2 separate regions of the Mus musculus genome follow, and region 2 is linked to region 1. A link is a contact called in ENCODE POLR2A ChIA-PET data. All regions are on one chromosome and are shown on one strand. The core of a region is the stretch at or near the end of the contact, and the rest is flanking DNA. Distances in the headings are between cores, read along the strand shown. Region 1 holds the start of Tpm4 (tropomyosin 4). Region 2 holds the start of Klf2 (Kruppel-like factor 2 (lung)).

What was found. ChIA-PET counts read pairs that join two places held with the same protein, here RNA polymerase II (POLR2A).
Region 2: POLR2A ChIA-PET joins it to region 1 with 12 read pairs in embryonic stem cell. The contact joins the promoter of Klf2 here to the promoter of Tpm4 in region 1. POLR2A ChIA-PET finds 5 or more read pairs at or near these places in 3 of 5 experiments (Patski and embryonic stem cell).

Annotation. Positions count from the first base shown.
Region 1 is chr8:72,133,368-72,137,205 of GRCm38, reverse strand. Tpm4 (tropomyosin 4) reads right to left here and starts at 1,918. Exons shown (of 8, transcript NM_001001491.2): 1 at 1,753-1,918. The coding sequence starts at 1,884.
Region 2 is chr8:72,317,077-72,320,914 of GRCm38, reverse strand. Klf2 (Kruppel-like factor 2 (lung)) reads right to left here and starts at 1,853. Exons shown (of 3, transcript NM_008452.2): 1 at 1,766-1,853; 2 at 673-1,489; 3 at 1-171. The coding sequence starts at 1,837.

The DNA.
Region 1 (3,838 bases), core at 669-3,168:
CAGAAGGGACCCAGGACTTTGTGCATACTAAGCAAGTATCCCACCATTCAATGACAACCCCACAGCCTCTAAGTAGCCTGGGCTGCAGGGGGCTCAAGGCCACACCCAACATAGTAATCACTTTCACAGTCACATTGAGTTTCCACATTCATGAGTTGTCTCAAAGAAAAGGAAAAGAACTTAGACTGAAGAGGCACACTTTGATCTTGGCATATTTTCAACTGTTTAAAACAGAAAGAGCTCTAGTTCACATCCATGCATTCATTCACACACACACACACACACACACACACACACATCCTAAGTCATCTTGAGCTCCGCCCCTTCCTGCAATCAAAGCCTTCCACCGGCTACAAAGGGTTTCCCTTATAAGGTAAAAGAGGCTTGCTAGATACTTGTGGCCAAGCAACAGGAAGACGTCGGTTAATCACACAAAAATCTAAATGAAACCAGCTGTTGGGACACAAGCCCAGAAATCAGCTACACACACCCCAACCCCATTTCTAGTCTGGGTGTTTCTGGCCCGGAATCAACTTGAGATGTCTTTCTACAACCAAAAGAAGCATGCTTTCCCACATGAACTTTTAAAGCAGCTCAGAGTTTTCCAAAAGGCATCCCCCGCACTCCACCCTTGGGCCGCCAAATTCCTGGCTTGGCTGGAGTCTCGAGGCCATTTTGGAGATGTCTAGGGTGGGACGGGCGTATGAGAAGCCGTAACAGCTACTGTGCAGAGCTTCCGCCCGGTTCTGAGGCTTTCTCCAGCCCGAGCGGTCCTTGAGGGATTCAAGGCTTCTACCCAGGCCAGGCTGTCGCCCAGGCAGTCTTGGGAGGAGTCCAGGCGGTACCTGCACTGCCAACTCCACCTAGCCTTTCAGTTTCTAGGGTCCCCGCCCTGAGTTCCCACACTACGGCTTCAGGAGACCTGGGCAATCACACAACACTTCTTCCCTTGTCTGTGAGTCTCCTTCGCTAGCAAACACCGCCCTACTACTCAGGCAAGGGGCTCTCCTTGCCCCGGAAACGTCTGGAATGCCTCTCCCTAGTCTTTTCTTTCTACCCACCTGTAGCAGACTTTTGGGAGACACGAATCGAACGCTTTGTGGGTGCCAGAGCTGGGCTTAGAACCCAGACCCATCTCTGGCCCCGGGCTTGACCCAGGGATGAAGAGGAGGCGCGGAGGCCTTTCCTCTTTCCGAACTATTCATGCACCCCGGTCCCTGAACTCTCAGGGAAGGCGCATACAGTGGGCGCTCCGGCGTCGGGCAGGCCCCCTAGTGGATATTACCTGGGGCTAGGGGGACACAGGGTGATGGTGGTGGTGGTGGGTGTCCTGCAGGCCAGCGTCCAAATTCTCCTGTCCCCACCCCGCCCTCAGCGGACGTGTCGCGGCCGCACCCTAAGGACGTGCCGGGAAAGTTCGGGCGCGAAGAAGCAAAAGCGCGCACCGCCCCCGCCCCCACCTTGGTCAGCCGCAGACAATGGGAGCGCGGTATTTGCCCCACTACTCCGGAGTGCCCCGCGCAGGACTGTCCCCCCCGCAACCTCCCAGTTCCTGCCCCGCCAGCGTACGGGGCTCCAGGATCCAAGGGTATGGATGATCAAGGCGGAGGGGAGACGGAGGAAGGGGGAGCTAGAAGCATGCGGAGCTGGGAAGAAAAGAGGGCGCCAGGGAGCACTGCGGGCCCGGAAGCGCGCGGGACGAAAAGTGGGATCGGGCGGGGGTCGCGGACGGCGCGGGTCCTGGTCTCTCACTTTCTCGCGCCGCTCGCGCTCGCCATCCAGTTCGCGCTGCAGGCCTTGCGCGCGATCCTCTGCGTCGTCTGCCTGCTGCTGCAGGGCCTGGATCTTGCGCTTCACTGCCTCCAGTGAGTTGAGGCCGGCCATAGCTCAATCGTTCTGCTGGGCTCCGGCGACAGCTGGGCGGCCGCGCCCGGGCCCGCCAGCCTTGGCCACGCCGGGGCCGCCCCCGCCTCTCCCCGCCCCCCGGCCCTGCTGTCAGGCCCATGAGGTCACCCGGGCCGGCCGCGACGTCAGCACCGGGCGGGGGGTGGGTGGGAGGGGGTGGCTGACGTCGGTGCAGCTAGCCGCCTTTGCCCTGTGGGCTCCTCGTCCTCCCTCACTGCCCGCCCCGCCTGGCCCAGCGGCCGCGCACTTACCTGGGAGCCTTTATTCTCCGTCTGCTTTAGAGTCTTCTTTAAGTCTGTCAGGTCCTCGGAGTGCCTGTCCAGTTCGTCCTCCACGCATTTCAGTTTCTTCTGGAACTACGTCAGCTGCTCTTTCACCTGGGGACACAGAAGATAATGAGTCAGCCTAATGGTCCATTGCCCGGAGTTTGGGAGGCTGAGGCAGAAGGACTGGGAGTTTAAGGCCCTGCAAATGAACAAAGTCTTTATGAGCTGATGAGATGGCTCCATGGGTAGAGGTGCTTGCCACCAAGCCTAATGCCCAGAGTCCATTAATCTCACACATGCGCCCACATTAATGTAGAAAGTAAAAGGTTTATATAAAGAAGGTCTCATTCAGAGGACACAAGTTTGTGAAAGTAAAAAGTGTATATAGACAAGGTCTTGTACAGAGGACTCAGGTTGATTCCCAGCTCCTGTTCCAGGGGAGCCAACATTCTCTGCTTCCATGACCCCTTAGCATAGGCATGCATGCATGCAAAACACCCTCACATAAAATATAAAATACTCCCTCCACATACACAGAGCGGTAAGTGTGCATTACTGAATACAGAGGGATTTTACTCTTGACCTAAGGACTGGCCATTCTTGGACTCATAAGAGTCCCCACTCTCTTGAGGAAGTCATAGCTTTAGTTTGAAACACTACAAATTGGATTTTGCATTCTCACTTTCTGAATGCAGCTCTCAGGTGATCTCTGTTTAAGCAAAGTGGAGCCTATAGAAACTCCCAGTTTTGTAGGCAGAAACTTTCTGACCAGTGTGCAAGCCCTTTCCCCTGCTGAGAAACTTACCCTCAAGAGCCCCACATCCTGCTCCCACTCCAATCTGGCTCCCACACCTGGCTTTCAGGTCTGTCCTGGAAGAGACCCACTCTCAGGGACCAATTCCCCTCTAAGATCAAATTTTCACTCCTCTAACTTTTGCACATTTGTTAGGCATCTGTTTTTTTGTTTGTTTGTTTTTGTTTTTGTTTTTGAGACAGGGTTTCTCTGTGTAGCCCTGGCTGTCCTGGAACTCTGTAGACCAGGCTGGCCTCGAACTCGGAAATCCGCCTGCCTCTGCCTCCCAAGTGCTGGGATTAAAGGCGTGTGCCACCACCGCCTGGCATGCATCTGTTTTAATTAATGTGTCCTTTAACCTTCCCCAGAATCTAGTGCTGTTTGTTCTGAGAGTCTGTCCCCCACAATTCCTGTTTTAGGCATCCCATCAACCTCTCTGAGAACCACTCAGCCATGTGACACCTCCTAGCTGCTAGGGTCACTCTTGTGTCAACTCCACAGGATCTCTGTATCTCCTTCTATCCCTGATGCTGTATGTGGTCTAGAGCAGGACTCCCCTCCACCCCCCAGTACTCCAGGCCAAGCTTCCTGTCCTTCCTCAGCAGGAAACACTGAGGGTGGTTGCCTTTCTGTAGATTAACACCCGTCCACTCACCACTTCCCCCAACCCCCCAGTTCTTAAAATAAATTTGATAGGGACTCCATGCTCACACCAATACTCAGATCTCTGTGGACAGTAAGTATTACGATGATAACCAGCTATATATGTGTGTCTGCACACTTGTGAGTGTGTGTGTGGGGCGGGTGTGTGTGCGTGTGCGTGTGTGTGTGTGTGTGTGAGAACATGCAAGTGTCCACTTCTGCTCCCCCTCTT
Region 2 (3,838 bases), core at 604-3,103, 180 kb before region 1:
TGTGTCGCTTCATGTGCAAGGCCAGGTGGTCGGACCTGGAGAAGGCCCGGTCGCACAAGTGGCACTGAAAGGGTCTGTGACCTGTGTGCTTTCGGTAGTGGCGGGTAAGCTCGTCAGAGCGCGCGAACTTCCAGCCGCATCCTTCCCAGTTGCAATGATAAGGCTTCTCACCTGCATCAGAGAGGAATGACATTGAGCCTCAATTTCCCCGAAAGCCTGCTCTGGGCACCCTGCACCGGATAGCACTGCCCTCTCCCTCTCATCTCCATCCCACATCTAATCTAAACAGAGAACCTTGGGCTCCTGAAGCTGACCACTAGCAGGCTCAGGTGCATTCCTCCCCTAACATTCTGAGATTAGGTCTGAATTCCTGATTCTTCTGCTCAGTACTGAGATGACAGGCTCAGGCCACCATGCCAAACTTTATATGCAGTGCTAAGCCCCAGCCCAGCCCTCCACAGCTTCTTAATTATGTCCCGAATTCTTGAGACCTGAGTCCCTCGGAGCCAACCCATTAAACTGCCACACCCCCTTGGCAGTGTCATAGACTCTGGGGACAGTATCCATTTCCCTTCTGGAGGATGGACAGGGTCTTCCTCTGTAACCTAGCCTGTTCCTGAACTCGCGGCCATCCCCCTGCCGCAGATCCCGGGAATGAGGCCAGGCGCCCACCTGTGTGTGTACGCAGATGCGCCTTTAGGTGCGAGCTCTTGGTGTAGGTCTTGCCGCAGTTGGTGTAGCTGCAAGTATGTGTGGCGGCGCGCTTGCGGGGCCAGGAGCGGCGGCCGCGTTTGGGCTTGGCCTCCAGCAGCTCCAGCGGGGACGAGGGCGGCGTGAGGAGACCGCGCGTGGCAGGTGGAGCCAAGCCCAGCGCCGCCGCCGCTGCCGCCGCGTCCTCGAAAAGACCGAAGGCGCCAGGCGCGGGAGGCCCGTAGTGCAACGCGGGGCCGGGACCGCCGAAGCTGGGGCCGGGACCGAAGGGCGGCGGGAACGGGTTGCGGGGACCGGACGCCGGGATGCGCAGGGGGCCGTCGGGGCTGAGCGGCGGCGTGTCCGGGGGCGGCGGGGGGCGGCCGGCGGGACCCCGCATGCATGCACCTGTCGCTCCTGGGGCGCCCTCGAGCTTCAGCCCGCGCGGTCCGTGGGCCAGGCCCGGAGCGCAGCCGTAGCCGCCGCCGTCCACCTCGGGGGGCTCGGCCTTCACTAGCCGCCCGGGAGGCGCGAGGAGGAAGCGGCCGTGCAGAGCCGGCCCCTGAGGCGGGTCCAGGTCGGGGCGCAGCAGCTCTGTTCCCAGGCTGGCCGCGGGGATGCTGTAGGGCGGCGGAGCACCCGGCTCCGGGTAGTAGAAGGCAGGCGGCGGGGGCTGCGGCGGGGGCTCGGGAGGATTTTCGGCGCCCAGACCGTCCAATCCCATGGAGAGGATGAAGTCCAACACGTTGTTTAGGTCCTCATCCGTGCCGCCCGCCTCGGGTTCATTTCGCGGCCAGCGCTGCAGGAGACAGGGCGCGGGACGTGAGTGGGGGTGCCTCCTGCTACCCTGCACCCCAAAGTCTAACAACTAGGCCCTCAAGATCTGCACCCGGTGCACGGCATCCCTTCAGCGCGCGTGTCCTCAGTCCCTGCACCCACCTCCTGTCCCACAGCCTGAAGTCTAACTCCCTGAGGCGGTCAGCACCCTGGACCTTGTCATCTCCAGTACTGGCTCCTGCACCCTGTAGCCTGGTACCTTGCTACCCCGCCGCCCGCGGACCCTCGCTGCCCTCACCTCCTGGAGGCCGCGCTCGCACGGGCTGGCGAAAGTGGCAAAGGACGGCAAGATAGGCTCGCTGAGCGCCATGGCAGGGACTGTGTGTGCTGTGGCCCGGCCCACCCAGGCCTTATAGGCGCGGCAGGCACAGAGGGCCGGGCTAGGAGGCGTCGACGGAAACGCGTCCCGGATGGGGACGAGCTCCGGGCTCAGCCTAAATTTAGCCGCGGTATATAAGCCTGGCGGTGGTGGCTGTGGCGGCTACTGCGGGAGCCCGGACTGCGCTCCTCAAGCCCCGCCCCCGCGGCCGGGCCCCGCCCCCGACCGTCCCTATGGCGACGGCGTCAACAAACCAGGCACAACAGCATAGTTAGCGCGCGCGGGGGGCGGGGGAGGGGGTGGCACCTGGGACTCCGCGGGGAACACGGGTGACGAGGCTTTCCCGGTATCTCCCCAGCCTCAAGCCCCTGGAAACCTGGACCGATGCATGGGGAGTCTGGGGTCACAGTGCTCACCCAGGGAACGCTCTGTGAAATCTTTGTTTAAGCTACCTTGGAAGCTAAGACAAGAAGGATGAAGTTTGGGGCCTGCCTAGAAGGGAGTTGAGGCCAGCCTGGAGCATCGTAGCCCCCTTAATACACACACACACACACACACACACACACACACACACAGAGGGAGAGAGATAGACACAGAGAGAGAAAGAGAGAGAGAGGGAGAGAGAGAGAGAGAGAGAGAGAGAGAGAGATGGGAGGGAGGGAGGGAGGGAGGGAGGGAGGGAGGGAGGGAGGGAGGGAGGGAGGGAGGGAGGGAGGGAGGGAGGGAGGGAAGGAGACACACACACACACACAGAGGCAGACACCATGGCATGGTGGTATATGCTTGTCTTCAGAACATTTAGGAGGTTGAAAGCATTAGGTTCAAGGCCCCTTTGGCTACAAGAGACCGTGTCTTAAAAAAGAAGCAAACACTAGAGGCAGGCATGATGGCTTAGTGTCTGCTTACAAGCCTCATCCAAGGAGCTCAGTTCCCAAAAGGGGGAGAGAATCCGTTCCCATAAGTTGTCCTTAGACCTCACAGTGCACTGGCGCACGTGCAAATACACAATAGCATGTAATAATTACAATTTACACTAGATACATAAATACAGTACTGAGTCTCTGGGACCTTTCACCTCCCACAAACATACACCTCACATAAATCCTTCTAGTGCAGGGAAGAGCTGTTGTCTGACTGTCAAGACTTGCAAGGGATACTCAGTGGGGGATGGGCACATCAAATAAATATGCATAATACCCAAGGGGCCTAAACAGAAAAAAAAAAGGAACAGTGGAAGAGGAGGAAGTATGTGGTGAGCCTGGGGAAGGACATTGGTGCAATTTTGACCTTAACCCCGGAGGCAAACATTGAGGTAAGCTCTGGAGAAAGCAAGAGGGTAATAGAGAGAGGGAGGGCATTGAAGCTGTGACCTGAAACCAGGAGGCTGAGGGGTGCAGTCAAGCTTGTGTAGTTGGGTGCAGTGATTCCAGCAGGAATAGGGGGTGGCAGATTCCACACCCAGCCCCTTGTCCACTTCTGTGACTTTGGAGCAGAAACATTGGCGAACTACAGACACTGGTCTGTAACATCAGCCCCAACTGTCCACAGGTCCTTTCCACAAAACATCAAAGTAGAGAGATCACACACTCATGGAGGCAGAATGTGAGGCTGAAACACTGGCTTGGTTAAGGAAGATCTAACAAGTCCTCTAGGACCGGGGACCCACCTCAGCCTGTCACCACAGAGCGGGGAATACCATGTGTGTTTCACATGGAGCAAAAGTGAGCCATGTGGTGTATTCAGATCTGAACAACACCCTGAGTGTGTGTGTCTCAGTTTCCCGTTACTAAGGAACAAATGATAAGATTTGGGTCATTTCCCAACGTTAAGGATTCTGGAGGAGGGAGTTCTGTTTTTATTTGCAGTGTGTGTGTAATAGGTTTTTCTTATATCTTATAGTCTTTTCTTATATAGTCCAGGATGGCCATCTTCCTGCCTCTGCCTCCAAAGTGCTGGTATAACAGGCCACACCTGCCGGGCGTGTTGGCGCAC